Linked DNA regions of Homo sapiens: regions 1, 2 and 3 are each linked to region 4. A link is a loop called in an ENCODE intact Hi-C map of the cell type or tissue named here. Cell type or tissue: PC-9. All regions are shown on one strand.

What was found. Hi-C counts contacts between places; a loop is a spot of excess contacts. Peaks named below come from ENCODE experiments on the same cell type or tissue, not always from the same donor. Only the 100,000 strongest peaks of a DNase experiment are listed, where the experiment ranks them.
Region 1: a loop joins it to region 4, with 19 times the contacts of the local background. A loop is called at or near these places in 5 of 110 quality-filtered maps.
Region 2: a loop joins it to region 4, with 15 times the contacts of the local background. A loop is called at or near these places in 8 of 110 quality-filtered maps.
Region 3: it touches region 4 in a loop (4-fold over the local background); 4 of 110 quality-filtered maps call a loop at or near these places.

Annotation. Positions count from the first base shown.
Region 1 is chr10:22,820,002-22,828,001 of GRCh38, forward strand. No RefSeq gene overlaps it. Among named protein-coding and RNA genes, the nearest start is that of ARMC3, 100 kb to the right of the region's middle. RefSeq lists an enhancer at 4,447-5,646. In PC-9, no CTCF peak of the experiment used is centred here; DNase peaks (open chromatin) are centred at 3,330 and 5,210; H3K27ac peaks cover 2,263 bases.
Region 2 is chr10:23,049,485-23,057,484 of GRCh38, forward strand. All of the region lies in intron 2 of LOC107984215 (a long non-coding RNA gene), which reads right to left. Among named protein-coding and RNA genes, the nearest start is that of MSRB2, 42 kb to the right of the region's middle. RefSeq lists enhancers at 2,665-3,165, 6,293-6,832. In PC-9, no CTCF peak of the experiment used is centred here; DNase peaks (open chromatin) are centred at 2,537 and 3,727; H3K27ac peaks cover 963 bases.
Region 3 is chr10:22,628,201-22,636,200 of GRCh38, forward strand. The region is part of intron 1 of PIP4K2A (phosphatidylinositol-5-phosphate 4-kinase type 2 alpha); the gene reads right to left. Among named protein-coding and RNA genes, the nearest start is that of PIP4K2A, 82 kb to the right of the region's middle. In PC-9, no CTCF peak of the experiment used is centred here; no DNase peak of the experiment used is centred here.
Region 4 is chr10:22,424,852-22,432,851 of GRCh38, forward strand. No RefSeq gene overlaps it. Among named protein-coding and RNA genes, the nearest start is that of LINC03027, 9.1 kb to the right of the region's middle. In PC-9, no CTCF peak of the experiment used is centred here; DNase peaks (open chromatin) are centred at 2,470, 3,620 and 4,440; H3K4me3 peaks cover 2,537 bases; H3K27ac peaks cover 4,052 bases.

The DNA of each region.
Region 1 (8,000 bases), 400 kb after region 4:
GTCAAAGGGTTCCAGAGTTCATCTTTACCATGGCTTACTTCTGGGTTCTCGGTTGGGTTCTATGTCCTTCATGGTTCTATTTGTGATATACTAGGAAGGGGAGATGTTATGGTCCTTTCTCCTTCTCCGGATCTCTCCTGTTTGAAGAAATAAGTCAACCGATGCTTTATAGAAACAGGTATTTAAATAAACTCATTGATTTTTGAAGGAAGTGGGGAGATGGCAGGCAAATATATCTTGTAGAATCCACATTGTGTGGAACCTGCTGTTAGCATCTCAGCAAACTCAACAAGAACTGAGTCAGTGAACAGACCTTCAAATGTGGAACTACTCTGGAGACCTGAGACCCATCTATAACTGTCTTTCTCTCTCATCTGGTTCCAAATCCCTTCCCTAAGAATCTACTCAAAGTTAGATATTCAAGGCAGAGTAGTGACTTCATAAGCAGAGAGGTAGAGGCAGTACAAGGGAACGTCACTATCCTTTAAAAGACAACCGATCATCTCAAAGTCCTTGCTGGCAGGGGAGTTGCCACTGAGGAGGAGCAGTTGACCCAGAATTCTTCATCCTGAGTTTCTCTTCCCAGGCCCCCATGTGCTGATCTTGTGGAGACACGGTTCCTCTCTGACTCTGGCCCAAGCCTCGGTACAGCCTGGGGACTTGATATCCACAGCACAGTTGAGCCATTGCAGGGGCTTGCAAAAGATTTGATAATAGATGTGACACCTTTCTATCTACTTGTCTCACTTGACTTGGAGCTTCTCGAAGGCAGAGACTGGATGTATCTCAAGCACATAATGATCAATGGTCCTTCCTCATCAAATGTTTGTTAGGGACGCAAGCTGCAGTGGGTCCTTTTGGGAATTTCTTCTTTTTTGTTCAATTTAGCACTGAATACAGATATTGACACAAGGTGAGGCTACCTAGAATTACTGTTAATCTGATAAATTTAGCTTTAGTGCATCAATTTTGTTTTCGTTGTTTATTTTTTCTAGAGACAGGGTATTGCTCTATCACCCAGGCTGGAGTGCAGTGGCATGATCATAACTCACTGCAACCTCAGCCTCCTGGGCTCAAGAGATCCTCCCAGCTCAGCCTCTCAATGTGCTGGGATTACAAGAATGAACCATCGTGCCCTGACCAACATTGTTTTTAAAATGGCAGATTAAAATAAGAAAATCTTTGATGTTCATGAGATGGAAAGTGATAATGGTCAGAATAAATATTTCAAAGTATACACATTTACCTCAATTAACTTTTGTTTTAAACACAACAGAGATGATACTGAAGTGTAGATGCTTATATTAGAGATGCTTAATATTTTTTAATCAATAAATCAAAATGAGGAGGAGCTTGAAGGATCTTTGCTTCACTTAATTCTAATGATTGTTCTATAATAGTAAGTTCCACACCATAGCCTTAGAGAAGTTACCACTTGATTAAATTTTGTAGCTGAAGGATGAATTTTTAATGTTTTCCACTATAGTTAGCCCCAATTCACTCCAGTTTAGAATGAGATTTTAGTCTAACATTAGGAAAGGGAGGTTTAAATTCCATCTGGACACACAGAAAGTGCTTGGATAGACTTGTAGGGGGGAAAAAGTGGTTTTAGTTGTTTGCCGCAAACTATTAAGATGTTTAAACAGATGGTGATCACAGTCACATGTCCTGGTGAAATGGAATTTCCTTTTCATAAATTCCTTGCAGCTTCCTCCTGATTATAAGAGGCTCATGACTTGGATTATCAGATTTTTATATACTTCCACATCTGCAATGATATAGAGGCTGCCCCAGCACTGGCCTCAGACAAGTTTAAAGCCATTTTGCAAATTCTTTCAAGGCTGGCTAACACAACTTGATCCCACCACCCCACCTCTGAAACCTTTTAACCTGTAATGGTTTCTCCTCTTTCTGCTGGGCTTTTCTACAGATATTCTGTTATATACAGCACTGGGACAACACCAATACAAATTTCACTTAAAAAAAATAAATTTAACTATGCCTAGTTATTTATAATTTTTAACAAAAATTGTTTTCCTTCTTCCCTTTCACCTTCTCTTTAAAGATGTTTCCCTGATGCCCTTTCTGATTTCGTTAGTTTTATTTATTTATTTATTTATTTATTTATTTATTTATTTATTTTTTAAACAGAGTCTCACTCTGTCATGCAGGCTGGAGTGCAGTGGTGCGATCTCAGCTCACTACAACCTCTGCCTCCCGGGTTCAAGTGATTCTCATGCCTCAGCCTCCTGAGTAGCTGGGATTACAGGCGCCCACCACGATGCCTGGCTAATTTTTGTATTTTTAGTAGAGACTGAATTTCACCATGTTGGCCAGGCTGGTCTCGAACTCCTGGCCTCAAGTGATCCACCTGCCTTGGCCTCCCAAAGTGCTAGGATTACAGGAGTGAGCCACCGCGCCCATCTGCATTACTTCTTTATCTTCCCTGTGACCTAGCTTTTGAGTAACAAGTTCCGACTATTGAGTATTATATTTTTCAAAGAGGAAGAGAGTCTGAGAGTTCACTATAAAACAGTTCTAGCTCTCATTCTACATATATTTAGATGAACACAAACTAAGTTCTATAAATACATAAGGTGGTAGATAGGGTTATTTAGCCCTTTAATAGTTCTAAATAACAGTTCGTGCTAGGTGCAGTGGCTCACATCTGTAATCCCAGCACTTTGGAAGGCTGAGGAGAAAAGATCCCTTGAGGCCAGGAGTTCGAGACCAGCCTGGGCAACATGGTGAGAGTCCATCTCTATAAAAATAAACTAAAATGAAAATACCATAGTGTCTTAATTTTAAAAAGAAACAAAAACATTTCACTTCTCCCTTAAATGCAAGGTTGTAGATTTGTGTACTTGGAAAGTTTGTGAAATATTCCATAAGTGTAAGGAGAAAGTGAAATTTGGAAGTTTATTGTGGAACCAGCTTTTTGTGATTTTATGATAGATGGAGAAGCATTCATGTACTGGCTTTCCTGTCACGGTGTCTTTTTATAAGCCAGGCACTGTCCTAGGCACTTTGCGTACATTATTTCATTTATTTATCATAACAGTCCTACAGAGAAGGCGCTATTGTTACCCACATTTCAATAGGTTAAATAACTTACTTAAGATCTGAATGGTGTGGACAGCTAGAAAGCTCCAGGCACAGGACTCCATTCAGATCAGAGTAAAGCCACAGCTTGTACTTTGTCCCATTGGGCCACATTGCCCATGTGCTGTGAGCTGACTCATTTCTCTTCTCATTGTGTCTCAGATGCCTGAAATATTACTAACTGAGATTTATTCTTTTATGTTAATGCATAGTCCCTAGTTAAAATACTAATCCTTTGGGTGGGTCAACAGGTTAAGCTGTCTTAGTCATTAATAACATTTAGTGTGAGCTGATGCATTAGATTCTTTCTACTGTGATTAACTTCAGCTAAAAATAGCAGGGAACTAGTAAAAGACAAACCATTCTCCACTAGGTGAAGATAGGTGTGTCCTTCTTTTGGCTTATGGGGATTGCTGATTTCATATCAACAGGAATTTCATATTTTACTAGTTATTGGATTAGGTGCCATTTTTGCGATATGATTTCATATGTAGCCTCTCGGAATAATTGAATTAAATACTTTGAAGTGTGTGAAGCCAGTGAACAAACCTTTATTTGAAGACTAACGTTCAACTTTGGTGTTCAGCTTTGTAGAAAACCAAACAAAACCTTCTTCATTTTTAGCTTAAGTCTCCCAAAAGTGGGATTTAAAAGGTAACCCAGCTTTTTACGAGAAACTGATCATGGTGTTGGCTCATGTTGCGATTTCCAATCTGTTTTAAATTGGGATTAATGGCTCCTTCTTTTAGGGCAGCATTTCAGTTGTATCTGCATAGCTTTCCCTAGAAAATCTGAGGCTGAGGTGGGCGGATCACGAGGTCAGGAGCTCGAGACCATCCTGGCTAACACGGTGAAACCCCATCTCTACTAAAAATACAAAAAAATTAGCCGGGCGTGATAGCGGGCGCCTGTAGTCCCAGCTGCTCCGGAGGCTGAGGCAGGAGAATGGCGTGAACTCGGGAGGCGGAGCTTGCAGTGAGCCCAGATCGCACCGCTGCACTCCAGCCTGGGTGACAGAGCCAGACTCTGGCTCAAAAAAAAAAAAAAAAAAAAAAAAAAAAATCTGCTTACTTGAAGCCTTTGGAAAACTAGGAGATTTTACATATTATTTTTAAATGGCATTTTAAGGCACTCCCACTGACAATTTTGTTAGAAGGCAGAAATATCAAGTGAAGGATAGAAATGAAAATGAACTAAGTGAACAATTGGCAACGTTTCATTTCCTTCCCAAGCAATGGAGACAGATGACCTCCAGCTCACAGTGCTCACAATTCCCCCTCAGGCCACGTCTGTGCCACTTGTCACCTCCTGCACCGCTTTCAACACTTGCTGCTGCCCTTGGCCACAGCACAGGTATGGGCAAGTGAGGAAAGATGGGGGGCTCACAGCACCTCACCCTACCTGGCTTCAGGGGTGGGTTAAGATTGTTTCTACTTAAGAACCATGGCAACAGTTTGTGTTAACTGGATCAACGTAATTCCCTTGTTATAATTAAACAAAAAAGTTTTAAAAAAATTTAAATTCAAGGAATCTGGCCAACAAGTTGGGTGTTTCTGAGAGGTATTATTAACTGGTCTGACCACTTCAGGCACTAAAATCGTGGCTGAAACATTCAGTCATGGTACACTCAGGCCAGATTGTTATTGACAACAATGCCTGAAAGGGTTTCATTTTACCTTGGACCTTGGAAGGCAACAAAAGAACAAATTGAAATGGACAGAACCCAAACAGCTCAGTGTCATTGAACATTAGAATTGTACAACTCATACCTCTTGTTCTGATTCTAGGCTTACGGATGTTCCCACAAACTGGTTTTCCATATTGTTCACATATGGGGTGGGGGCTGGAAATGCTGGTATCATTCATGATAAATGAACCAATTGGCCTGCTGGTTTATTAACTTCCTCTCTTGTGAAGTTGGTTGGTCTGAGTCCCTGAGCCCAGTCAACCCTGGAGAGTGACAGGAATGCATTTGCAAGTGTACGACTTGGGCTGTGTCCTGGACAATGATGAATTGGAACTAGCGTCACTTGGGTGATCAATCAGTTGCCCTTCCCCCAGGAGACTACCCCAGAGGTGACTGCTCACTTCCGTTTAAAACTTTTATACCAAGGTCTTAGATCTCAGAACAATAATAGTGTGTCCTCACTGATTCATCCCAGCAAGAATGTGTGATTCAGTCAGCTGTTTGGGTAAGAAGAAAATTGTCCCATGCAAATTATCTGCAAAGGTATATTAAAAGGAAAAGAGAAAAAATGTTTTGAACCAAATTATACTACATGACTGGCATAATTGTCTCAAGCGGACACAACCCTAATCGCTGAGTCTGAATATTATTCCATTTATAAAATGAAGAGGATACTAATTACCTAAACTAGTCATTATATCTAAAATTATTTTACGCAGTGTTGTGAATAAGCCCAGGAAGAAAAGCACCACTTAAGAACAAGGTAAGAAAGCATGATTCCACAGATTCAAACGATCATTTTGGGAACACCTATGATCTAGTCATGTGCTCTGCCAAGTGCTTTTGCCTGTCATTTCCCTTCATCCTGAGAACGACTCAGTGAAGTGGCTATCACTCGCATTTCACCAATGAAGAAACTAAGGAATGATTTTGTTGCAGGACTTTTCCTTAGTTCAGCTAAAGATCGGATTCTTGTCTCTCCCACAGCCATGAAAATTTAGGCTCGCAGATGGTTTAAAGGGTGAGTAAAGCAGGGTTTTATTGGGTGAAAAGGGGAAAAAAAAAAGGGGAAACAGGGACTCTCACAAGGCCAGAGTCCCTCTGCTAGAGCACTTCCCGCCAGGCCATTTGAATCCCAGGTTCTGCACAGGAAGAGGAGGGGCCACGGCCTCCCCGCTGCAAAGGGCGTAAACTTCCCTACCCTCCACCTTAGAGGGCGGGCTGGTTGGAGTTTCCCCAGGGATTCCCCTCCCACCTGGCTGCCTCATTCCCTGCTCTAAAGAAGTACACCTAACTGCCCTTAGATTAAGGATAAGGACAAAGACCGATCTTAACTGCTTCCTACTGACAGGAGGCTCTGTTTTGGGGAAAAGGCAGTCAGAGCTCCCTCAGAGGGAGCTATCAGCTCCTATCTAAGGGTTCCTGGCAGAAGGGGCCATTGTCAGAGGCTCTGGTTGCATGACCGTTTGGAGTCTGATGGCCTGAAGGCAAGAACAGACAAACCAGTTTATTAGAAAACATGTATCAAAACAAAACAAGGGGAGGGGTAAGGACAGCTCAAAAAGCTTTTACCAGTTTGCACAGGGAGGGAAAGTCCAAACGCCTGACTGGTAAAGACACTTTACCCTTTTGCCACGATGTTGGGCTTCTGGGTTCCCTTCCCCCGAGTCCAATCCTAAGCCAACCAGTTTAAGGTTTGGGAAATTAACAGTTTGGAGGATGCATCTGAGGGGAGTGTCCCGTAGTAAGGAGAGACACAATTACCTATCAGTGAAGGGAGAACCGAGGAGAAGAAAGGAAAAAGAACGTGTTTTTAAGGGAGTCCCAAGGATCCAGGATGCATTTGAAAGGGGTACAGACTGAAGATGAATGGCTACCCATCTAGAAAGAGGGGAGCAGGCATCCTTGGTTCCCTTCTCTTCCTAGCAGATACCCGGGGCAAGTAAGGGAGAGAGGGAAGAGCGTCCTCTTTACATCTCGCATCCTTGCAGCCCCGAGCCCTGGAGACCTTGGCAGGCACCACCATGAATGCCAAAGCGGCTTGCACCCATGAAGCAGGGGGTCCCAGAGAATAGGAATTATCCATTTTCACCTATGCCCCTATCCCACCTACTGTCAGTAGCCTCGGAGTTCCCTGGACCTCATTTATGCCATGGATACTAACGTGGCCTTTATCCATGAAACAGGAAGCTTGGGGTTGGCTTAATCGGCAAGAAACAGCTACGCTCACCTACGCTGTGCCTTTTAATCTCTGCTGCCATCTGCCTCTGGATCGCTCAGATCCAGTTTTCTTTCCAGGGCTTTGACCCAAAGCTTGAAATTGAGTCTGGGACAAAAATGTGTCTTAGGGGGTATTGCATGGACTCCTTGTTATAAGCCGAATGCTACGGTGAAACTGTGGAACTGAGTCCTCTTCCAAGGGAGAGAAAAGGATGTCTTGTGACACACCCAGATAACCGGCGGCTATAGTTATGCTTGCTAGGATTTGGATGGATGATGCTTGGCTTTGTTTAGTTCCCTTGGTTTTACTTTCCCAAAAAGGAAACCTCCAGGTGATGGGCACCCTATTTATTCCATCACCTGGCAGGATTTGCAGGATAATTGCTCAGAACTAGAATATTGATCCGGATTTCTACATTACCCATCCCTCTTGTTCTTTCTGACCTGCAGCCAGGGATTGCTGGTTGGTTCAGAGGAGCAAGCAGGGTTAGTCTGAAATGTAGGTGAAAACTTAAAAACAACTAATGATTTTAGGATTTAATGACAAATGTATGGTAAGCTTTAGAACATAATTTCTCTCTCTCCAGTCCTTATTTTTGTTAAAAAAATTATGATAGGACTGAGTGGTTTGCAAAATAGACTTTAGTCTTATACTTGGCCTGATTATTTGCTTAAAATGCAGCAAGAATAACTATTTCTGCATAGGCCTTTTGGATTGGCTTTGTTGGAAATGTTTTCCACAAGGAATCACAGATGAGACCTTTTTAAAGCTGAGCCGAGCCATAGGTTTGCATCCTCAAATACCCGTGAGTTGGGTGATCCACTCCTCTTAAGGTTCCAAGATAAACTTGGAGCTCCTGGACCTGTTAGAAAGTGACATTCTTTAGTGACCACAGGTCAGGGACCCTTTATAGGGACTGCATAGACAAGGGAATGAGGCCAGTTTCCCTATGGGGCTTTTATTGGCTCTGCAAGTTGAGCTTGACTCCTT
Region 2 (8,000 bases), 620 kb after region 4:
CTTTGCCTGGAAAACGGCAATGACGACAGCTCCCTCCTCATATGGTTGTTTGAGAAGTAAGTGGATGAATGAACATAAAGCAGTGGAAACGGTTCCTGACACAGAGGTTGCCCCCAATGAGTATCATCCATTCTCAGCCCATCCATGCCATTCCCCACTTGGATAGAGCAGGGAAGGAACGTGGCACCAACCCCACTAATGCATTTCTTTCATATATACCTGCTGACAACGAGGCCTTGCAAACTATGTGAGAAAACTAAGATAAGCAGCATTCTACCATACAACTTACCCAAGAGAGGTAACCTCAATCACCTGCATGCACGCAGGACCAGGAGAATAAGTGATCCTGACTCTTTGCCTTGTTATACTACTAAAATCCCCACCTCAGGAGGGGCTGATGTGCCATTTTTTGATCAGGCAATGTATGTACTAACATGATTTCTCCCTGCACCTGCACCCCCTTGCTCTATCTTGCACATGTAATGATGCTCACATACCTCATGATCTTCATATCACCCTCCTTAAAACACTGCAAAGACCTACCCTCCAGGAGCCAGCTGGAGAATTCTTGCTCCTACACTGTCTGCCTTGTGCTTGAACATAAGCCCCAATAAAGCTTGTATGGGAAAGTTTCTCAGCCTCCTGTCAATTTCCACTGCATGAGAGCCTAAGAATCTGTGATCGGTAACACTGGGACCCAGATTTTCAGACATAAAAATAAAGGAGTACAAATATATAATTTGATAGAAGAAATAAGAGCTAGTGTTTGATACATCAGTAGGGTATGATTTACAATAATCTGTTGTGCATTTCAAAGTAGCTACGAGAGAATAATTCAAAGGTTTCAGCATAAAGAAAAGACAAATATTTAAGGTGATGGATATCCCAAGTACACTGATTTGATCTTTACAAATTATATGACTATATTAAATTACCACATGCACCCTGAATGTATACACAGCTTATAGTTATTAATTAGAAAATAAAATTAATTTTTAAAAGCTAAAAGAATTATTTGGTAACTTGTGGAAAAAAATAGAAACAATTCATAGCCTCCCTCCTTTTAGCTAGGGCTCCACTGGAAGTAAAGAGAACAGTCGATCAAACCGCTTTTGAGAGGGAGCAAGGAGCCCTCTTAGGGGCATGCTGGGAAGCAAGCAGGAAATAAACGAAAAGCTTGAGTTCCTTCAAGGGAAAATTCCAGGTCCCTAAGTGACCCCTGAGAAGTAAATGAGCAACTTGATAAACAAGAAGATAATAGTAACTTAAAAGAATAACCAAGGAAGTGAGAGTCACAAAATGCTGGGTTCCCTATAGAAACTAAAGATCTTAACATATGTCCCTGAGCTGTTTTTCAGAGACCCAGATCCTACTAAATGAAAAATACCCTTCATTAGGCCTGGTGCAGTGGCTCACGCTTGTAATCCCAGCACTTTGGGAGGCCGAGGTGGGCAGATCACCTGAGGCTAGGAGTTTGAGAGCAGCCTGGCCAACATGGTGAAACCCCGTCTCTACTAAAAATACAAAAATTAGCCACGTGTGGTGGCGCATGCCTGCAATCCCAGCGACTTCGGAGGCTGAGTCATGAGAATCACTTGAACCTGGGAGGCAGAGGTTGCACTGAGCCGAGATGGCGCCACCGAACTCCAGCCTGGGTGAACTCCAGCCTGGGTGACAGAGCGAGACTCTGTCTCAAAAAACAAACAAACAAACAAATAAATAAAACTCTCCACTGGCATGTAGACCTTAGATAAGGGGGGAATTAAGGACTGCATTCTGACTATAGTTCTTTGTTCTAAATTTCTTCCTGAGGGGCCGGGAGGAGGTCACTTCCACAAGCCAGAGCTAACATTCTTTTCTGTTGATCCCAAATGTTTAGACAAAACATCACCTCTTTAACCAGTTGCAAATCAGAAAAATCTTTGAATCCACCTATGGCCTGTGTCCCCTCTGCTCAGGTGTCCTGCCTTTTAGGTCAAACCAATGTATAGCCTCCATGTATGAATTTATGACTTTGCCTGTAACCTCTGCCTTTCTGCCTTTGAAAACCCTTACCTGTAGACCATCTGAGAGTTTGGGTCTTAAGTATGAGCTGCCAACTCTCCTTGCTTGGTGCCCTGCAATAAATGCCTCACTTTCTCTTGCTGCAAATCCCGATGTCAGTGTTTGACTTTGCTGCGCTGGGTAGGTGAACCCAAGTTTGGTTTGGTGACATTTTCCTGAGCAAATTGAAAATTCTCCTCTCTTGTTCTTGCTGTGCTTTGTAAGAGTGAGCCAAGATGAGGACAGGTATGTCCTCTGATGGGGTTCAGAAAGTGCTACTCCAAAACATGGCACCTTAGAATATTGAATATTTTAAGCCAAAGGAATTTGAGAAAGTGGCAGAAGCAGACAGGTCTCTCTCGCCTTCCCTTGAAGCAGGTCATGAGACCTTCATGTGCTCTCCCTCTGTTAGAGACATTTGAACCAGAGCGACTCCTCTTGAATAGGGGCTGGGTAATATGAGGCTGAGACCTACTGGGCTGCATTCCCAGGAGTTTAGGTATTCTTAGTCACAGGAGGAGACAGGAGGTCAACACAAGATACAGGTCACAAAGTCCCTGCTGATAAAATAGGATGTGGTTAAGAAGCCGGCCAAACCCAACATAAACAAGATGGCGACAAAATAAACCCCTGGTCACTTTCACTGCTCATTATATACTACTTATAATATATTAGCATGCTAAAAGACACTCCCACCAGTGCCTTGAGTGTTTACAAATGCCATGGCAATGTCCAGAAGTTACGCTATATGGTCCAAAAAGAAGAGGAATTCTCAGTTACAGGAACTCCCCACCTCTTTCCCAGAAAACTCATGAATAATCCACCCCTTGTTTAACATCAAATGAGGAAATAATCATAAAAATAACCAACTAGCAGCCCTCAGGGCTGGTCTTCTAAGGAGTAGCCATTTGTTTTCTTTACTTTCTTAATTAAGTCGCTTTCACTTTACTGTGTGGACTTGCCCCGAATTCTTTCTTGCGTGAGATCCAAGAAACCTCTTTTGGGGTCTGGATCAGGATCCCTTTCTGGTAACACCTCTATCCAGAGGAAAGCAGAATCCTTATTTCTGAAGACAGAGGGATGCTGAGAAGAATTTGAATGAACAGGTCTTGCCAAGTTTCCTCCAGTTGGCTACTTTTGTTCATACACCTTTGCCCTATCCCATTTTTCCACGACTTTCCACTCTTCACCAAATCAAGCATAAAAACACTCAGGTTTAACCATTTCTTTGAGTCTTCATTTTCTCATGAAGCTTCCCGTGTCTTATAAAACTCAGATTAAGTAAATTAATATGACTTCCTCTTGTTAATCTATCTTTTGACAGCCTAATGTTCAGGGCCTCATCCAATGAACATAAAATGGTTAGAAGAGAAAGATTTTTTTCCCCTCCCATCCACCTCCCATTTTTGCATGTAAAAACAAGAGTAGGAAAATCTGCCCAAATGGTTTCTGACAGCCCTAGGAGTATGATAAAAGGCTTCTTTTTTCTTAAAAGAAAAATCATATTTAATCACTCAGTGGCAGGAGTGGGACTTTCTGTTGTGAAACATCCAGAGACTCCCGCTTCCCTTTCTCCCAGAGAGAAAGAGCAGAGCTCAAGACTAGAGCCCTGGAAATTCAAGGGTGAGGGAGGGGCTCAGAAGAGCCATTGTTTCCTGATCTTGAGTGCTCCAGGCAACAGCTGGGCTTTCTAGGAATTCCAGTATTGCTGAGTGGGGAGGGTGTGTAGAAGGAAGGCTGCTCTTCAAGTTTGAACTTAAGATTCAAAATGTGCTGAGTCACAAGGTTCCACCCCTGGCAAACCCTGTGATGGGCAAAGCTGATTTTCCAACTCACCTTCCAGCCTTTTCTCCCAGTCCCCTGCATCCTCCTGCCACACACCTCCTCAGGCTTATCAGAGCCTGCTCTCTGGGGTCCCTCAATTCCAAAACCTTCATTCTAGAAGGATGAACTCCACCACATGACTGTAAAAGACCTTCTAGGAGAATCTGCATCATGAAAGCATAAAAAACTTGAAGCCAAATGACTGACTCTTTCATTGTGGAATTCATGTATGGGTGAACAAATAGAATGTATATTTTGTTTAATAGATACTTGCTTATTATGGACAATATGGAAGATACAGCAAGAAAGAAAAATATTTTTCTATCAACCACAGAGTACGTGTTTTGATCTATTTGTTTCCAGTCTATTCATCAGGACCTTTTTTTTTTTTTTTAAACTTAATGGCCTACTGAATATGCAGATTGTGTTCCTGTCTGGAGTATAGAACACAGGCATTTATTGAGGAAAGGCATGATGGGAGAGGGGCTGGGGACACCCCTGTGCTCAGAAGTCACACTATCCTCAGCAGCTACCATTCCCAGGTCCCTAGTGTTGTCATTTGTTCAAAGGAAAGCTGAGCAGTAAGAACCAAACTGGGGAGTTGCATTTTGGACCTTCTTCTTTCTCCTGTGCTTTGAGTCACTGGTGCTTTCTCAAAGGCCTGAGCTTTGTGGAATAGCAGCCACAAACCATGAAAAGTTGGGTGATAGGATATTGATGAGAAATCACCTGACACCAAATAGTTTCATAAATCAAGGTTCTGGAAGCTGGTCCCACAGTCAAGAGCAGCTGTAAGGAATGCACTGCAGCCCTGCCAGGTGAACATGGGGAGCAGAGGCAGCTCTTCTGACACCTTGCGGAGAATGGAAGTTTCCTTTGTGGGGAGGAGACACCCCCAGATGCACCATGCTCTGGCCAGTACAACTCTGCAGAAGGCAGGTGGCTGCCCGTACAGGGTTGGGCAGCTCAGGATGAGGTTCCAGCTAAAATGGGGCTCACTCCTGCTGACAACCAGCTAGCTCCATGCCTGATACCTCTCGACCTTCTTCAGAATGGAGAGCTTTAACAATAATTGACACTTTAGGACTATCGCAGTAATACAGCCTCATTGTAGAGTCAAATGTAGACAAGTATTTAAAGAAGCAACTAACGATCACTCATAGTCCCATGACCAGAGGTAACGAAATACTGTTAACATTTTGTCCCCTTATAGGCTTAAAAAAAACAAAAAGAAAAGAGATGTACCCATAGTTCTGTTACAGGAAGGGGGTCCAGATCCAGACCCCAAGAGAGGGTTCTTGGATCTCAAGCAAGAAAGAATTCAGGGTGAGTCCACAGAGTAACGTGAAAGCAAGTTTATTAGGAAAGTAAAGGAACAAAAGAATGGCTACTCCATAGACAGAGCAGCCCCAAGGGCTGCTGGTTGCCCACTTGTATGGTTGTTTATTGATTATATGCTAAACGAGGGGTGGATTATTTATACCTCCCCTTTTTAGACCATGTAGGGTAACTTCCTGACATTGCCATGGCAATTGTAAACCGTCATGGCGCTGGTGGGAGTGTAGCAGTGAGGACTGCTAGAGGTCACTCTCGTAACCATCTTGGTTTTGGTGGGTTTTAGCCGGTTTCTTTACTGCAACCTGTTTTATCAGTAAGGTCTTTATGGCCTGTATCTTGTGCCAACCTCCTGTCTCACCCTGTGACTTAGAATGCCTTAACCATCTCGGAATGCAGCTCAGTAGGTCTCAGCCTCATTTTACCCAGCTCCTATTCAAGAAGGAGTTGCTCTGGTTCACAGGCCTCTGACAGTTCTGGATGCTAAGAAGGGGTGCATTTTCATCCTCAAAGCTCCCCTCCCTACCTCCTCCATCCCATGGGTCAATTGAGCTCTCCTTGTTGAAAAGGCAGAGAGCTCAAATTTCAGGCAACCACCTTCTTGCCAAAAGATGGCTCCAAAAGCTTCTAGCTCCCCTGACAACTGAGCTGCAGAATCCCCCCTGCCCAGTCTCATTCAGATACAACAAAAAGTGTCATCCCAGCCATGAAATATCAACACGGACAGGAACAATATTTTCCCATCAAAAAACCACATTTTAAAAACTCATCTGAAAGCCAGGGAAATCTGGTCTTAAGGATACATATTTTAGGCACTCCAAGCAGAACTGTTTACCAAAGAAAATGGCAAGCCCAGTGTCATTTCCAAATGTCACCAGAGTAAACCTTTACTAACCTCTCTCCAGTAAAAGAGAAAAAGAGGAAGGAACAAAGGCTCTATTCTCTCATTTTTAAGGGAGTCACATTTAGATATAATACATTGAGTTTGTATGATCTAATAAACTTCTAATACAGCCATTTTGCAGGTAATCTGAAACTTTTTAAAATAAATTTCTTTACAACAGTATTTTAAATACATGAAAGAAAGAATTGCTCAAAATTAATATTCCTTGAGATATCCTCGTTTTTCAGCCAGCACCTAACAGACCAATAGAGAGCACAGGTTTTTGTTTTTTTTTTTTTTTTTTTTTTTTTGCTATGGCAATATATCTCATTTCACGTATGGTTCCTTATCAATTACTGCCTAGATGGAATTTACCCTTTGTGTTCACAGCCACACAAGCATGTCTAAATGAAAAACACACCTTCTGCAGCCCTCTAACAAAATCAATCCCTCAGCAGGAGAGTTGAAGGCTTGTCGATGATTGCGCATTGAAATGCGCATTTGCATGCTAATTACCCAGAAAGCTCCTCCAGTTCACGGGGTGTTATGGAAACGCTAGGTCAGAATTCTAGGAGGGGAGAGAGCAGGAATAGAAAATGCAGAGGAACAGGAAATGAGGGTGGTTTAGATGGAAGCAATTGGGATGCAGTCTACTTTTAAAGTCATTTTTTAAAATCCACTTTAGTTGAATTAGTCATGTCAGATTAACCGGAGAACTTGCTCTTGGAGTTGCTCTGACTGGATTTCTGTGTCAAAAGCAAACAACTTATTTTATACTGTGTCATTTACAGCTTAAGGGGAGGCCTTTTCACTCAGGTTCTGAAGTCTCTGTGCCTGAGTACAATAAAATACTGTAGGGAAAAAAAACAGCTTTCTTTCCCATGGCTGGAGTCATGGCGGAGGCCCCTATAACAAAGAACAGATTAACAAGAGAAACGTGTACAACTTTATTTAATGTTAGTTTTAAGTAGCATGGGAGCCTTCATAAGGAAATGAAAACCTGAAGACACAGCGAAGCCTGTTATTTTTATGCTAAATCTGATGAAAAACTCAGTAGATAGTTGTGAAGTATGATTGGAAAAAGGGGGAATGATCTAACTATCATAAACTGTGGGGAAAGTTGTGATCAAGAAAATGGGCTCGCTGTCCAATGTGCACAGAAGTCAATAACTATGGCACCAGCTTTGTAGAAAAGAAAGGCTTTTTTACAAAATCAGCCAGACTGGCTCAAATCTGTCTCTGAGATGTGGGATCTGGGGGCAAGTTTTAAGGGATCAGAGAGAATGGGAAAGGATTTAGGAATGTTGGCTTGGCAGGGTCTGATTGGAGGGCTTCAAGTTTGACCATTTATGAAAAGGTATTGTATTAGTCAGGGCTCTCTAGAGGGACAGAGCTAACAGGATACATGTATATATGAAGGGGCATTTATTAAGGAGTATTGACTCACATGGTTATAAGGTGAAGTCCCACAATAGGCCATCTGCAAGCTGAGGAGCAAGGAAGCCAGCCTGAGTTCCAAAACCTCAAAAGTAGGGATGCCAACAGTGCAGCCTTCAGTCTGTGGCCAAAGGCCCGAGGGCTGCTGGCAAACTACTGGTGTGAGTCGAGAGTCCAAAAGTTGAAGAACTTGGAGTCTGATCTTCGAGGGCAGGAAGCACTGAGCACAGGAGAAAGCTGAAGGCTGGAAGACTCAGCAACTCAAGTCCTTCCACGCTCCTCTGCCTGCTTTTATCCTAGCCACGCTGGCAGCTGATTAGATGGTGCCCTCTAAGATTGAGAGTGGGTCTGCCTTTCCCAGTTCACTGACTCAAATGTTAATCTTTGGCAACACCCTCACAGACATACTCAGGAACAATACTTTGCATCCTTCAATCCAATCAAGTTGACACTCTATGTTAACCATCACAGGGATGTC
Region 3 (8,000 bases), 200 kb after region 4:
AAGATTATTTTACTGGCATAAAATAAATTCAATAAAATATTCTCCACAGACTAATTCCACCAGCCAAGCAATTTTTGAAGAAGTTGTTTGTTTTTGTAAATGTGCACAGCATCTCAAACTTATAAATGTTCATATCCATTATTTAAGTCCTTTTTATAGTATGAATCTTGATCGTTAGAAAAAGTCTCAAAAATCACAGAAAAAATTGTACCCTAAATGCTTTAAATTGTTGCTGTATACTCAGGAAACAGTAACGTCAACGAAGAGTCAAACTCTGTAATGTGAAGAGGTTTATTGTGAGCCAAATATGAGTGACCAACGGCTCATGACAGAGCCTTCAGGAAATCTTAAGAACATGTGCCCAAGGAGGCTGGGGCAGAGCCTAGTTTCACACATTTTAGGGAGACATGAGATATCAGATACACGTAAGATTCACATTGGTTAGGACATCTTGAAGCAGGGGAAGGCAGGCCTTCCAGGTCATAGGTAGATTGAAAAATTTTCTGATTGGCAACTGGTTCAAAGAGTTATTCTATAGAAAGCAATGTCTGAGTTAGGATAAGGGGTTTTGGAAACCAAGGGTATATCATGCAGATGAAGCCTTCAGGTAGCAAGCTTCAGAAAGAACAGACTGTAAATGCTTCTTATCAGACTTAAGATCTGTGTTGAGGTTAATGCTGGTTGGCTTCTCCTGAATTCCAAAAGGGAAAATGGTAGAATGAGGCATGTCCAACCCCCTCTTCCATCATGGCCTGAACACGTTTTTCAGGTTAACTTTGGAACACCCTTGGCCTACAGGAGGGGTCCGTTCAGATGGTTTGGGGACCTCAGAATTTTGTTTTTGGTTTACATAACTCTCCTTGCTAAAAAAATCCAAAACAACAATTTTCTCTCTTATTTCCACATGATTTGTTGACAGCCCATCAAACAGAACAATTTACCAGAAACTTAATAATGCTTAAGGATTATTAAGCTTTAATATACAAACACTTTTAAATTCACTGCCTCTAAACATACACTATTGAAACCTTAAAAATGACAGGATGGCTATTAAAAGCATGCTTCATTTAATATTTTACTTTTATGTGGTTAAAGGTCCACCATACTTGCATTCTTTTCAAAAATGTGGAAGCCTAAAGCACTCACTAGACCTATGATTCTAAGACAACTGCAGTCATACCTCGAGTCATACTGCAATTGGCAGAGGATGCTAGAATGGAATGACAATTTTTATTTCGAGGAAAGCAATCTATGCTAACTATAAAATAAGTTGTCCTTTTAAAAGAAAACAAAGTTCTGTATTATAATTAAAAAAATCAAGAGTGACTTTAAAGTAATATATAAACAACACTGAAGATAAATTTAAAATACAAATAATGACATATACTAAAAGTAAAATTCCAGGTGGTTTACTATTTCCACTGAGGAGGTAGAGCTAACCCCATCAGAACTTTAGGAAATGTCATTTTCCTAACTTGTTGACTAAATTAGCTAAATCAGTTTCACTAGTTTTCTCTTACCCTTTTTAACACTCTAGAGGAAATATATTTCCTATTCCAACCAAAGACAACCCAGTCTTTGCTGTAGTTTTTGTTTTTATTAGCACATGTAGATACATGATACATGTGATAATAAAAGTGTTCAATTCTAAAGAAGGAGTGAGCAGGGGAGCCCTCCTTTCTATAAGATGTCTTCAAAACAGGATTAAGAAAAAAAGATATTTTACTTTCACTAGATGACAAAAGGAAGCGGTATTAGATGTTCTCCAAAAATGTCTTTGGTTGACTGGACTAGCTACAAGATGCTCTCTGTATTTCTCAAGAAGTTTCCATCTGACTCCAAAAGCACACCCAAGGCCAGGCGCAGTAGCTCATGCTTGTAATCCCAGCATGTTGGGAAGGCCAAGGAGGGAAGACGCTTAAGGTCAGGAGTTTTAACACCAGCCTGTGAAACACAGGGCGACTTCATGACTACAAAAAAAAAAAAAAAGCCAGGTATGGTGGCATGCACTTGTGGTCCCAGTTATTTGGAGGGCTGGGGTTTCATATCAAACAGCCTTTTTGTTTGATATGAAGCTGGTAATGATACAATGCCATTTCCTCCACCTAATTTCCATAATGATTTACACTGTCCCTGATGATCACCATAACAGTTTAATCATGTGGTTTATATTTTTTCCTCTAGCCCTATGTTTTAAAGATTGTTTCAAGTGCTCTGCTTTGTAGCTATTCAGAATATAAGTAGCTACTTAGATGTTAAAATACAGAATTACTAGATGACTGTTAAAAACATGACTAGATAGGAATCATCTTTCTTATACATGAAATGGGGATTTTTACAACGAAAACTGCTTTCCCTTGTAGATGTGAATCCACCAAGTCAGCAGGTTCTAGAACTGCTGTATTTATCTGCCTTACAGCAGTGACCCAACCGTTCTGTTTTTAGACATTAGCAAATATATGATTATCAGCAAAACTTCAGAATGAGCCACAAAGGGTAACAAACTCAAAAACTTGAGCAACAGCAGAATTCATATTCTGTTAAGTTTTGGTTTCAAAATCCCCAACAGTCCTCTAAAGCTGGGACAGGATATGCAAATTGCAGGGATGACTCACCATCTATCAATTACTACAACATACTTGGGTTCTGGGTCCTCTCACCTTCCATCATCATCCACCCAATTAAGCCAGCAGACTCAGGCAAGGTTTGACACATCAATTCTCTTATTCTTCTTACAAGACTAAATACTAATGGACAGGAACATGGCAACAGGGACAAGAGAGTAGGTAGGAACTAAAATGACAGCTTCTCGCGATCAGGAGCCAAGTCATGCACCCTGCCCAGAAAGCAGCACAACAGGCCACACACGGTATACTAACACACCACAGGATACGACGTTCAGTTTTACTTTGTATTGATGGTCAATACAGAGTTTCTTTGCTTTAGCAATAATCCCTCTTCCAAATATTTTTTAATAACCTTTTTGTAAATAGTGATAATAACAGACTGTAACTGTCATGGGCTCAATGTTTTTGTCTCCCCCAAATTCCTACAATGCAACCCTAACCTCGAGTGTGACTTTGTTTGGAGATGGGGCCCTTAGGAGGTATTTAAGGCTAAATGAGTTCATCAGGGTGGGCCCTGATCTGATGGAATTAATGTCCTTTTAAGTACAGACACCAAAGAGCTCAATGCCCCCATCCCCAGCCCAGGCCCACCATGTGAGGACAGGGGCAGAAGGTGGTCATCTGCAGGCCAGAAAGAGACCCCTCACCAGAAACCGAACCCTGTCAGAACCCTGATCTTGAACTTTCCAGCTTCCAGAACTGGGAGATAATAAGTATCTGTTATTTAAGCCGTCCAACTGATGGCATTTTGGTGGTGGGTCTAAGCAGACTAATACAGTAGCCATAGAATAAGAATCTATGATTTCACGTTCTATGGAAGAAGAGGAAACTCTTCCTTACAGTACAATTTCAACTATGTAGAAGGAATAATGAAAATTAAAAAATCAGCAATTTGCAAATACCACAGTAATAACTGTTACACATTAAGAATCAGCAATAAATGTTCAATTTTTTTGAGCAAAAGTATGCTGAGAAACAGGATATTTACACAATCTCTAAGTATCTCCCACAACATACTTAAGAACAAAGGGAAACAACAGTGACTTAACAGTGGAGAGAGCTGACACTGACATCACCGTAACCAACTGACCAGAGTCAACAGCTTCAGTGATGAGATCAGTGGACATCACGCGCCTTCTGATACGTGCGCTGAGATGGACACAACACTAACGCTCTGGTATTCTCGTGAAAACTGCATAATGAATGTAATCATTAGGAAGCAAGCTCTCGGTGAGAGCCATTCTACAAAATAACCAGTCTTCATGAAAAGTGTAAAGGTCATGATAGACAAAGACAGGAAATAGTCCAGATTAAAGGAGACTAAGAGACATGACAACCAAATGCATCAGGTGATCCTGGACAAGAAAGAAAACAAAAGTGGAATGAGTGCGGAAATGTAAATAAGAGCTTTCTATTATTACGCAGTCATCTTGTATCAGTGTTAGTTTCCTCATATTCATAACTGTACTATTTGTTATATAAGATGTTAGCATCTGGGTGAAGGCCATATGGGAGTTCTTTGTATTATTTTTGCTACATTTTTATGTCTGAAATTGTTTCAAAATGAAAATAAAAACAAACATTAAAATGGTATTTTTAGTATAGTATGTACAACATTGTTTTTCTCCCTAATAATCTGCACCATCCTTACTAAAGTTGACAAGTTGGTGTTAGCTGGATTTGTCATTTTTATGCCACAAAATGCACCTTACATACAATTAATTGGAGTATTTCTCTCACACCCCACTGGGATAAGCAATGTCATCTGCTCTATTCCATGTGCAAGAAGCATGACCTCCGGTGTAGGCCACCAGGCACACTCATATCCCTGGCACCTAGCTCAGTGCCCCTTCATTGTTATTTTTTAATTTTACTCCATGACCTGCTGAACCAGCTAAGAATCTCTAGAGCTTATTTTGAAATAAAAATTATGGGGAAAAAAGGTAGGGGGAAATAGGACATAATATATTCTTGACTCTCTTACATTATCAAATTTGATGGATAATTTCCAATCAAAAGAAAAAAATATCTTACTTGTAGGAAGCGGTTGAGTTTCATATTTTGTTTTATATTCTTTGGTTTTCTATTTGTATGGCCCCTTTTCATCCTCAACATTCATCATTTCAAAAAATGGCCCATAACAATACATCACTAAGGCTAACTTTTATTTAAGGCTTAGTATACATCGGGTATCTGCTAACCACCCCAATAGCCTCCCATGTAACCACCTTAACCCTGTGAAATGGGCACAACTATTACACAGCCCCCCTCTTTACAGTAGGAAAGCAGAGGCTGAGTTAAGTGATGGCTCAAGGTCACAGAGACCTTTGCATGGCGCAGGGGATTCAGATCTGGGCAACACAGCTCCAGAACCTGGGCTCTTGGCCATGGCTCTCAACTGCCTCTTGTTTTATAAACACATAAATAAATGAAAGGGACATAATTTTTTAAAAGAAAAAGAAAAACCTGCTCAACTACTTAAAGTAGCCGGAGGGAAAGCTGCTTACGAGGTAGATGGGAGCTAGATTAAACAAACACACAGCCTTTCTGTAGAACACACTCACTTTCTGTAAGTCTATGCGATCCTCTGCTCTTTTTATTTTACCCACTTACCCACAGTAAAAATACCTTCATGGAAAAAAATCCCAACTTTGTCCCAGCTACCAGTAAGGAGAGGGAAAAAATATAATTATCTTCATCATTCAGGATAGGCTGGAACTTTGGGGTGCTCCTTGGAGCCAGGAGCAAAGGGTACAGGCAGGGGAGGGGACCTTGGGGCAAGAAACCCAGGTCAAAGGGATCCGAGACATGGCAGGCGCTGAGTCCTTCTCACCCGGACCGTCATTCCTTCTCGCCACACCCAGAGCTGTCTGCAATATGTTCCAAAAATGCTTCACACAACTGGTCACCAAGGAAACAATAAATGCTAAACACTCGCATGTAGTTTTGTTTTCTCGGATCTTTGCCCCAGTATGGAGGCAACTGGGCATAAGCAAGCGGGAGGCCAAGCAAGCGAATTCACAGGTAGAAAAGTGAGTGTCGGCTTCTCAAGGCATCTCAGATGCAGTGCTAGGAGCGTGGAGCTGCTGTGAGGAAAAACGGAGTCCACAACAGTGCCTGGCTCAGGCACTTCACTGTCATTGTCATCACTGTCCCCAGAGGGCTGCCCCAGAGTAGACGCTTAATAGATCTTTGCTGACTTTTATTGAAAACAAAATGTAGTTAAATCAAAATATGATTATGGGACTTAGAGTCACTATGAACATGAACTCAACATAGAACCTGCAGCTGATATTTCACAGAGCAGCTGAGAGGCAATGCCACCCTGAGCACCTGTGAAAACTGTGTCCACAAATCACAGAAGAGACCAAAGAGCCCAGCCAAAGAGGACGGGACAGAACAGAAGTGGCCTTGCCTGTTTCATTACTGCTGGCCAATCTAAAACTATCATGCATCACACCTTTTGCTATAGGAAACTGTAATGTCTTGCTCTGGTGTATCACCTTCCTTTCCTATGGTACTTCTTGTTTATTTTCAAGTTTGTTTCCTTTAGCGGTTACAGATTTGGGGGAACATTTAGACACTTGCTGACAAGGCTGTTCCAACAACTTTAGAACGCTGTATCCGTTTTGGCCGAGTTCTTTGCAGCAATATTATACCATATTCTGCATATGTTACTGTTAACCTGTTTGGCATTTACTCGCTTGTTTCTTATAATAGGATCTTTTATAAGTCCAAATTTAGAAAACCAATTAAGAGGTTATTATTCACATTAGAAATGGAGACTGCCTTAAAGAAGGATGCACTTATGTATTCCTGTCCAAGGTCCAATTCTTCTCTCTTTCTCTCTCTCCCTCTCCATAGCAGAGGTGTAAAGTGTTTTAGGAAGCATACATTTTTTTTAATCTATAGAGAAACCATTTAGGAGGGAGCATACACAACTATGACATAAAGCATAAATCATCTCTAATGTCACCAAATACTTACTGACCTTTACTAGGCTGTAAAATGTCTCCCCTGTCAAGTTTCATCTTAAGTAACCACTAACCTTAGTGGCTTGTGTCCCCAAAGAAAATTTCCAATTTCTATAAAACCTGGGTCTTAGGAGATAATGACTGCACTTTAACTGGGATTTCAAAGATGTAATCTACATCTTTTAGAGATCTATATAGTAACAGAAGACTACGATGGGGTGGAGAGAGTCATAGGTGAGCAACAGAAACAGTGAGGTGAGTATGAGAAGTGCAGCACATTTGGGGGAGGGAGGGAGGCAGAGGTGAAGCACGACAGATTTGGGGGGCAGTGACACTATTCTGTATCATACTATTAATATAATGGTGGGTATGTATCATTATACACTTGCCAAAACCCACAGAATGTACAACACAGAGAGAACCCTAATGTCAACTGTGAACTGTGGTTGACAATGAAATGTTATGGCAGGTTCATCGAATGTAACAACCGTCCTGCTCTGGTGCCAACTGGGATGTCAGTGGTGGGGAGGCTGAATGTGTGTGTCTGGAAGGGCTTTGTGGGAGCTCTCTGCACAGTTCTCTCAATTTGTTGTGAACCTAAAACTTCTGTAAAAAAATAATGTCCATTTTAAATAAAAAGAAAAGTTGCTAACAGCACAAAAGGCTGTGATAGTATTGAGAGGGAAGAGACTGTTACCCACTGAGTTTGTCTGAGGAGGAGGAAATGTTGGAGCCAGACCCTGAAGGAGGGAAAACACTTGGATTTGGATTCTTATTCAAGAGAGCATGTCATTACACCCAGAAAATGGCTGAAGAACTTAAAAGGCCCAAACTGATGGGGATCTTCAGTGCCAGGCCGAGTTCTGTGGGCAGCGAGGAAGCATGGAAAGTTATGAGCCGGGGGGTTCTATGACGAGGACCCTCTAAGGAGCTCAGTGTGTGGAATATAATTTGAAGCAAGGATGAGGACTGGAGGCCAGAATCACAATGCAGGACCAAGCAACAGGTGCTAGGAATGCTTAAGAGGTTTCACGCCCTTGAGAGTGGAAGAGTGGTGAAGCCATTACCAAAAACAGGAAACGCAGAAAGAGAAGTCGACTTAGGGTACGTAGAAGATGCATTATTTTGGTTTGTCCACAGATTATTCATGTGGAGATGTTTAACATGCAGCCACAAATGTGGTTCTGAGGCTGAAAACATTTAGAAGTAATCGGCAAAGAGATTTTATTTAAAGCTTTAGGAAAAGCGTAGCTATAGGAATTGATAACGCCACAAAGGGATTCAGAGAGAAAAAAATTGTGAAAATCTTCAGGAAGAGGACTCCACAATGGAGTCTTGAAAAGGAACTGGAGAAAGAACCAGAAGGAACAGGAAACGTTCTCTCCTGGCCATACTCAGG
Region 4 (8,000 bases):
TGCTATGTCCCCAGTAGGTAGAATACATAGGTCCAGAAACTATAGGGAGAAGGGGGAAGTAGGCATGGCTCTGCTTACTGTCATTTCCTGTGGTACATTTGGGGAATTTGTGCTTCCTGTCCCCAAAACTTTAGATTCTGTGGGTCAAGTGTTCTTGGCTTTCACTGGGGTAATACTTCATCAGTGGACACAAAGTCCCATTGTACTTCACACTACAGCTGCCACTCAGTCACTTCAGTCTCCTTATGCCAAGAGACCAGTGGAAAAAGAGTCACTAAACTAGCAAGACCATTGACCCTGATCATCAGGAGGAGGTAGAACTTTGTCACAGAACACAGGGAAGAATGTTTGGCACACAGGTGATCTGATGGGATGTTTCCTGATGCTCTCATATCTAGTTTTAACAGTAAGCAGACAAGAACAGAAGCTAGGGCTGGGATAGACATGGGGACCAGGGACTCAGAATCTTGGAGTCAAGGGTCTGGGTCACCCCATCAGACAGTCTGCCTAGACCACATGGCTGCTGGCAGTGGCTGAGGCAATTCTAGAATGAGGACAGGGTAGAGAAAAGGGTGAAATGTCAGTTACCTCAGGCTTGAGATCTATTGCAGCTGCACTGACTATAGTTTGCTGATTAACCTTATAAGTTTCCCCAGTAATAAAGGCCAATGAGAATCCTGGAATTGTCGAGTACTGGGTGGATGAACTTACCCCAAGCGGCAAGTGGATCTGAGTAGCACAAAGGGTGGCCCATAATACTCTAGTGCTCCACCCATATCTCCTCTTTAGGACCAAGGGCCAACAAACCCATCCTCCAACTGCTGTGATTTTTGGTCACACGTTTTATATCCTTAACCACAAATATGAGCTGAATTAAATCCTCAACCCACAACCAGAATGAGTCTTAATAATTTGCTAAATCTTAAAATTGACACCATAATTTGAGCACCCCCACCCCAAATTTGAGAACACATAGGCAACTGGTTCAAACTGGAATCCAACCAAACCAGAACATCAAATTTTCTCAGATGTGAATCCAAACCAGAAGTTCAGACACTTCGCATATATAGCCCGGGTAGACTCTCTGTGGCCTTAGCAGTCCTTGCTAATTAGAAGCTCCTGTATTGCCTCTGGGAGCTTAGCTGCCAAGCATCTTCCCAATTGTGCTCCCAAATGAAGGTAAGGTAAATGGCTAGAATTTTTAAAAATTAACTTATGCTCAGTTATCTATTTGGTTCAGAGGTGAAAGAAAACATTAGTGGTTTTTCAAAAGGTAGTTCCACACCCAGCACCATCATACCCTCCAAGTTACATGGTAAAAATAAATGATGCCTGTCTGTGGTTAATTGTGAAGCCATCTCAGTTCTCATCTGATGTAGCCTAATGAAGGCTCTGAATACCAAGAGTGAAATCTTAACCTTAACAAATGACCTTGCCTCACAGTTCAGGCACAATTTTTAGGTTTCTCATCCAAGGCGGGGGGGGGGGGGATTTAAAAATCAGTATTCATATGAAAAATTATTCTTAGAAGGCCTTAAGATTGTTGCTCACACAAGAGATGCAGGTCTATGTTTATGCACCATGAGAACGGGAACCATGCTTGATTCATCTTTGTGTCCAGCACAACACTTAGCATAGTTGCCTAGTGCGCAGCAGGAGATCAAGAAATAATTATTGAATAAATGAATGAGGCTGCAAAGTTCCACGAGCCATCCTGGTTGCTGGCAACCCTTGAGGGGAATTTGGGCAAGACACTTTAAAAGTGTAGCTTGCCCAAGTAAGAAAAAGCTCTTTTCAAGATCTACTCTGTCAGGACCGCTGCCACTTTGTTTTCATTGGGCATGGGAATCTGGCTCTACCATCCTCCACACCTGCTCAACTCAGGTTAACGGTATCTGAGGTAGTTCTTCTTAGAACTTTAAAATGGTAGCAAAAAGACCAGTTTAGAAGGAATGAGCCACATTGTAGGATGATTTTCTGAGTTTATTTAACAGCTTGAGCTTGAATACATACTGTGCGTGTGTGTGTGTGTGTGTGTGTGTGTGTGTGTGAGTGCATGTGTATATGTGCCAATCAGATTCTCCCAGGAATTTTAGATTTGCGCAGAGAGACAGTGGTTGGGAGTTGGTAGCTAAATCATTAATGGCAGCGAACCCTTTGGAGGCACTTGTGATTTTCAGCCTCTGAGGTCCTGGGAACTGCCCTGGGCTACTTCTCCCTGAGGGAGGTTAAGTTGTTCAACTCTTCCTTGTAAGACGCTTCCCTCCAGTAAATTTACTCTTTTACCTATATTCTTTCCAACTGGTTTTTGTTATCTGCAAATGGAAGAAAGGCATTTTGGAGAAACCTGTGGATCTGAGCTGGGCTCTGGAAGAATGGTGGGGTGGAGGAAGGAGAGCCGAGTGGAGAGGTCAGGGGAAGGCTCTTAAGGCAATCAATCACCTTTCTGCCCTGAGTCAGCTATGGACAAGAGGCTGCCAAGCAGAGAGTTGACTCAGCAGAGGACTGCAAGGGGCCACCCTGAGTGAGGCTGGTTTTTAAATACTCATTTCAAAAGCAATTGAACGCTCTCTTTCCCCTCTCCTGTGCTTAGGTATGTCTTCTACAGTTCTTGTTCCAATCACTTGAAGTCCTTTGTGTCTCCTGCCTCTGCTTCTTCCAAGGCACCTACTAATGTCCAATGAGGCCACAGGGTCTTCTCTTTGATCCCAGGATATTTCTGTGAATTATTAGCCTTTTTATTGAACCTAAGGAAGGAATTCAAATGGTGATTTAATTCGTGCCTTTCTCCCCTCCTGCCCCTTCCCAAGTATCCCATTGTGGGAATTTTGGAGACAAACCCTGCCTCTGATTCAAGCCATGTATGTAAATGAATTTATTGGATGCCACTGAGAAGGCTACATTAGGAAAGGGAAGAGAGTTGTGAATTTAAGAAAAACTACAACAAATCTATGTGGGAGGAGGGAAGGAAAAAAGGAGGAATTTGGACCATTTATTTGCAGCATGTCTTACTGACAGTTAAATACAGTGGTTTGTTCTGTTTTCTGCCACTCGAGGGTTATTTAATTAAATTCATGACCTAGGATGCTAACCAGCCCCACATCTAAAATAATTGCTTCTCTGTTGGTGAGATGTAAAGCCGGGATTGATTTTCCCCTGGCCGATAGCTCTCCTTTCTGACTCATGAATGTCATCTCCACTCCCTGCCCCATGTAATTTGATCTCTGTATTTGATCCCTATTTAGTAGTACACTTGCCAAACAGATGTCTGAGTAATTAAAATCCCACATGGGCACACTCGTCAGTGAGTTACATCTATTTAATAGTCAGCTTAGAAACTTTTCACCCTTTGGCTTTTCTCCCATCCTGGTGTCGTATGTCAGTAGCCTTTAGCAGGATTTAACTATTAGAGTTCAAACCTGCTGTTTGTTTTCCTGCATTCATAGACACTCTCTTTTTGTTTTTTGACTGCATTTTCTTCACAAGTCCCTGATCTCTTTCTCCTTCAACTCACCTGGATTTTCTCTATGGTTTTACGCCAGCATTCAAATTCTCATTGGATGAGTCATCCTATATTTCATTCATGCCAACACTGGCAATTAAAAAAAAAAACAGAACAATGTTGTTATAACCATGGATTAAGAGTGCCTTTTTTTTTTCCCCTGGAGGCATAGCCAAAATATTTCAGTCTGAACAATCCTCCAATTTTTTTTAAAACTATTTGAGATCACATACTGAAAACCTGTTTGGTTGCTACAGGTCTCACTGAAGGATTTTGATGGGACAGAATTATAGAAGGAAAGAATACGTATTTGAAGAAGGCAAGGAAGGTCAAGAAGGGCTGATTATAGGAAATGTGTTCACTTTTGAGAGAGGATTTAGATGGACACTTATTTAAAAAATGTTGAATTGAATACGAATACCACACAGACAAGGTTCTTATGATAAATCCTATGCTACCAAGTAACATTTCATCCAACTTGGGAATGCTGTCATTTACGGTAGATAAAAGAATTTCCCTTATAGTTGATGATGCATATTGATTTTAAATTCCAAAGAACTAAACATTGTGAACTAAGTATAGAATATATATGCATCTGTTCTGATACCCGTCAAACTGGACTTAAACAAAATCCGATAAATGAGGAGGTCATAAGTCATAGCAAAAGGATTCTTTATTTTCCTACTTTTAAACAGATGGAGTGCTAGTGGGTTTAGCATGAATCATTTTATAAAAGTAAGTTTCTCAGAACATGCATGTTTCTTGTGAAGTTCCTTTGTACTCACAGTATTTCAGAATAAAAAAAAATGTGATCGAAAAAACAAGCAACAAGTTCAGAGGTTAACGGATGTTGTTTTAGTTCTATGTGAACAAATTCTAAAAGTATTTGTACAAACTTTATTACCATGATGGTATTTAAAAGCTAGGTGAAAATCCTATTGCTCAGTGGGAACTTCATCTTAGTGGTTTGTACACAACTTCCGGTCTTGTTATCTAAACTAACAAAGGTCATGTAAATAAACAGACATAAATTAACAGCATGAGTCTTAAACAGTGACATGGACTAGGAGTTAGTATTTCAGGAAGGTAGATAGCTTCCAAATAATGGAAATGCTATGGGTGTGATTTTTCTCAATGTTTATTATCTAGTATTATTAAACCCCTTGCTGGCTCATGAACTGGTATGATTTTCATTCTTGCTGTGCTCAGGATAACCTTCCCCTGCCTGTTCCCCAGCTCCCTTCCCTTCAATGCAGCTTGTGTTTAATCTATTTAAAGTTCAGGGCACTTTTTTTTTCTGTGATTCAAGCTTTTTAAGCCTTGTTTTCCCTCCAGTCATTCCTTACCACGTGTCTATCCATGCCCTGCTCTCTGTCTCTTTCAGATATTTTTTTTAAAAGGTGATTAATTCCAATAACACATTTCTAGCTTCCCGTTGTCTTAGTGTAAATTGGGGAGAATATTTCCTGACCTCATCACAAAGAAGTTGTGAAGGTCAAATGAGCTCTTGTGTATGAAAGGGCTTTGTACATAGCTACTGGCTTCACATAGCCAAGGAGCTTCTGCTCCAGCCCCAGCTACCTGCCTGGCTCAAATACAGCTTATACAACTTGCTAGCTGTGTGAACTTCAGCAAGCTATGTAACTTTTCTGTGGAACTTCAGTTCCATAAAGTGGAAAATGGGGATCATAAATGTACTTAAATCCTGGGGTTGTTTGGTGATGGTTACGTGAGAGGATTCATGCATATTATGAGGTCAGAACATGATTAGGACAGTTTCAGTTTTAAGCCCCCAGTAAGTGCTAGTACAAGTGCAGGGATCAGACGGTGTTTCCCCCTTGAAGTCGGTGTAACCCCCTCACAGGCTCATCTCTCTCTAGCTCGAGGCGAAAGCTAGGTTGTAACCCTTGGGCGTGGTCTGTCACAACTAAGGATGAGGGCGGGTGTAGGGATCCTGGCTGAGCACATGTCTTTTGAGGATTGCCAGGTACTTTTAACAGCTGTTTCTCTTTCTCTAAATAGTGTTCACTGGGCTTGGATTCTCCTTTAATGACTTTATTTCGAATGACTTGTTTATGTCAACTTTTTTCAGTTTGCCGCCTACTTATGCTTAAAGCCACAAAAATACCTCCTTCCTAATCTGGAAAATGGGAATAGTAAGAGTATCTACCCCTGGGGTTGTAATGAGATCAACTGAACTTCTTCCAAAGGATATAAGGAGTATAATATTCTAGGAAGCTTTTGAAAAATAAACTGGAGAAGAAAGCATTTCCAGATGTTACCTTGAACACAGGAAATGAGGTGAGAAGAAACAAAACAAAACATACAATAAAAACCTAACATTCTAAAAATTCAGTAAGTTAGTGATTCTTCCAAATGAGCTCTCCTCTCAAAGTGGTTCTCTGAATTTAAGCTCAATGATGCTGTTGTTGCCCAAAAGGTTTTGGGATTTCTTCTTTCAAAAGGGTTGTTAAGGACCTGTATGTAAATACTAACTCTTCCACTTTATGATAGTCATGACAAATATCTTTCTACTTCACAACTTCTAATTTGATATTGTTATAATTTTTGGTATACAGATGCTTTAAATGATTATTGCAGATAAATCTATGAGTTCTTCCATTGTTTTGTGGTTAGTTCTTTCCCATCCCAAAATCACTTAGCTATCCATTTAGATTTTTTTTTTAACTTCTTTTATAGTTCAGTTTTCACATTTATCTTTTTATCTGGAAAGTATTTCAGTAGACTGCATGAAATGAACATGTAATCTGATTTTTTTTTCCCAAATGGTTGGCCAGTTTTCCTAGTGCCAGTTATTGAATAATCCATGTCTTCTCCATTAGTGATGCTTCATTTATTGGAATATTGAGTTTTCTTTCAGGGCTATCTGTTCTGAAATATTTGTCAATCTTTCCTCAGTAGTTCAATATTATTGTAATTATTATGGCTTTATAATATGTATTAACATCTGGTAGAGTAAATCTCATGTTATTATTCTTTCTTTTCAAAGTATTCTGGCTACTCTGTTTTTTCCTCCAGATGGAAATACATTTTTTCAACTTCTAAAAATGTCCCGTTGGAATTTTAGTTACAATTGCAAATTAAGGGATAGATATCTTTGTCTAGGAGCATAATATATTTCTCAATCTATTCAAATACTTTTGCTTTCATTTTTTTCTCTTTTTCTTTGTATAAATCCCTTTCAGTTCTTGCCAATATTATTTATATGTCAATAGAATCTTTTTAAGACATATATTTGTTCCCAGGTTCCAACACCCCAAAAAAGTTATATTTCCCAATAGGTTATTGCTAGATCAGTAGAAAGTTATTGATTTTAATAATTATTTTATAATAGATTTTCAATCAAGTTTCTTAAGTTTTCTAGGCAAAAAGTATCTGCAAATGCAATTTTTCTACTGCTTTGCAATATTTTCCTTAGTATTTCTGTTTCTTGTCTTATTACAGAATGACTTCAGCATAATTTTAAATAATAGTGGTGAAAGCAGGCATATTTATACCTGCTTTTAATGAAAATGCCTGTCTGTCATTGAGTATGGAAATTTAAAAATATACACAGAAGTAAATGAAAGCCTAATGTGCCTCTCACCTAGCCTCAACAATTATCAACATTTTTGAACACACTTTTAGTGGAATTATAAATTAATGCAGTCTTTTGAATATTAATTTGGAAATAGCTATCCAAATATTGATCTGCAATTCTATTGCTAGGCATTAATCCAACAAGTACACCTGCATCAATGGGCAAAGACATTCAAGGATGCTCTAAATGTATGTAATTGCAGAAAACAAGAAAATAGTCTAAATGGTCCCTAATAGGTGAGTGAAAAATCACGGTTCATTCATATAACTGTACTTAACCACTACGAAAAATTTTGGTAGGTCTATATGTGCTGATGTGGGAAGATGTACAAAGTACTTTATGAAATTAAAAAATAAAAAGCAGGCCAGGTGCAGTGGCTCACACCTGTAATCCCAGCATTTTGGGAGGCCGAGGCGGGTGGATCACCTGAGGTCAGGAGTTCAAGACCAGCCTGGCCAACATGGCGGAACCCCCTCTCTACTAAAAATACAAAAATTAGCTGGGCATGGTGGCGTGCACCTGTAATCCCAGCTACTCAGGAGGCCTTCAGAGAGAAGGTGTAAAGTTAATTTGGCTGTCTTACCAGTACCATTATTATTTTTATAAAATCTTATTAAAAGATACGATGTTGGCTATCAGTTTAACATTTACTAAAAGTTTTTAAAAAATATAGTTGTTTTAATTGGGAATAGGTGCTAGATTTTTATCACTTATCGAGATAATAAGGTTTTTATTCTTATATAATCTAAATGTATTTTTATATAAACTATTTTCCTGGTATTGAAATATCCTGGCATTTCTAGGATAAAATCTACCTGATTGTTTAAAATGACTGACTTTATTGAATTTAATTTGCTGGCATTTTTGGTATTTTGGGGGGAATTCTGGCATTGAGTT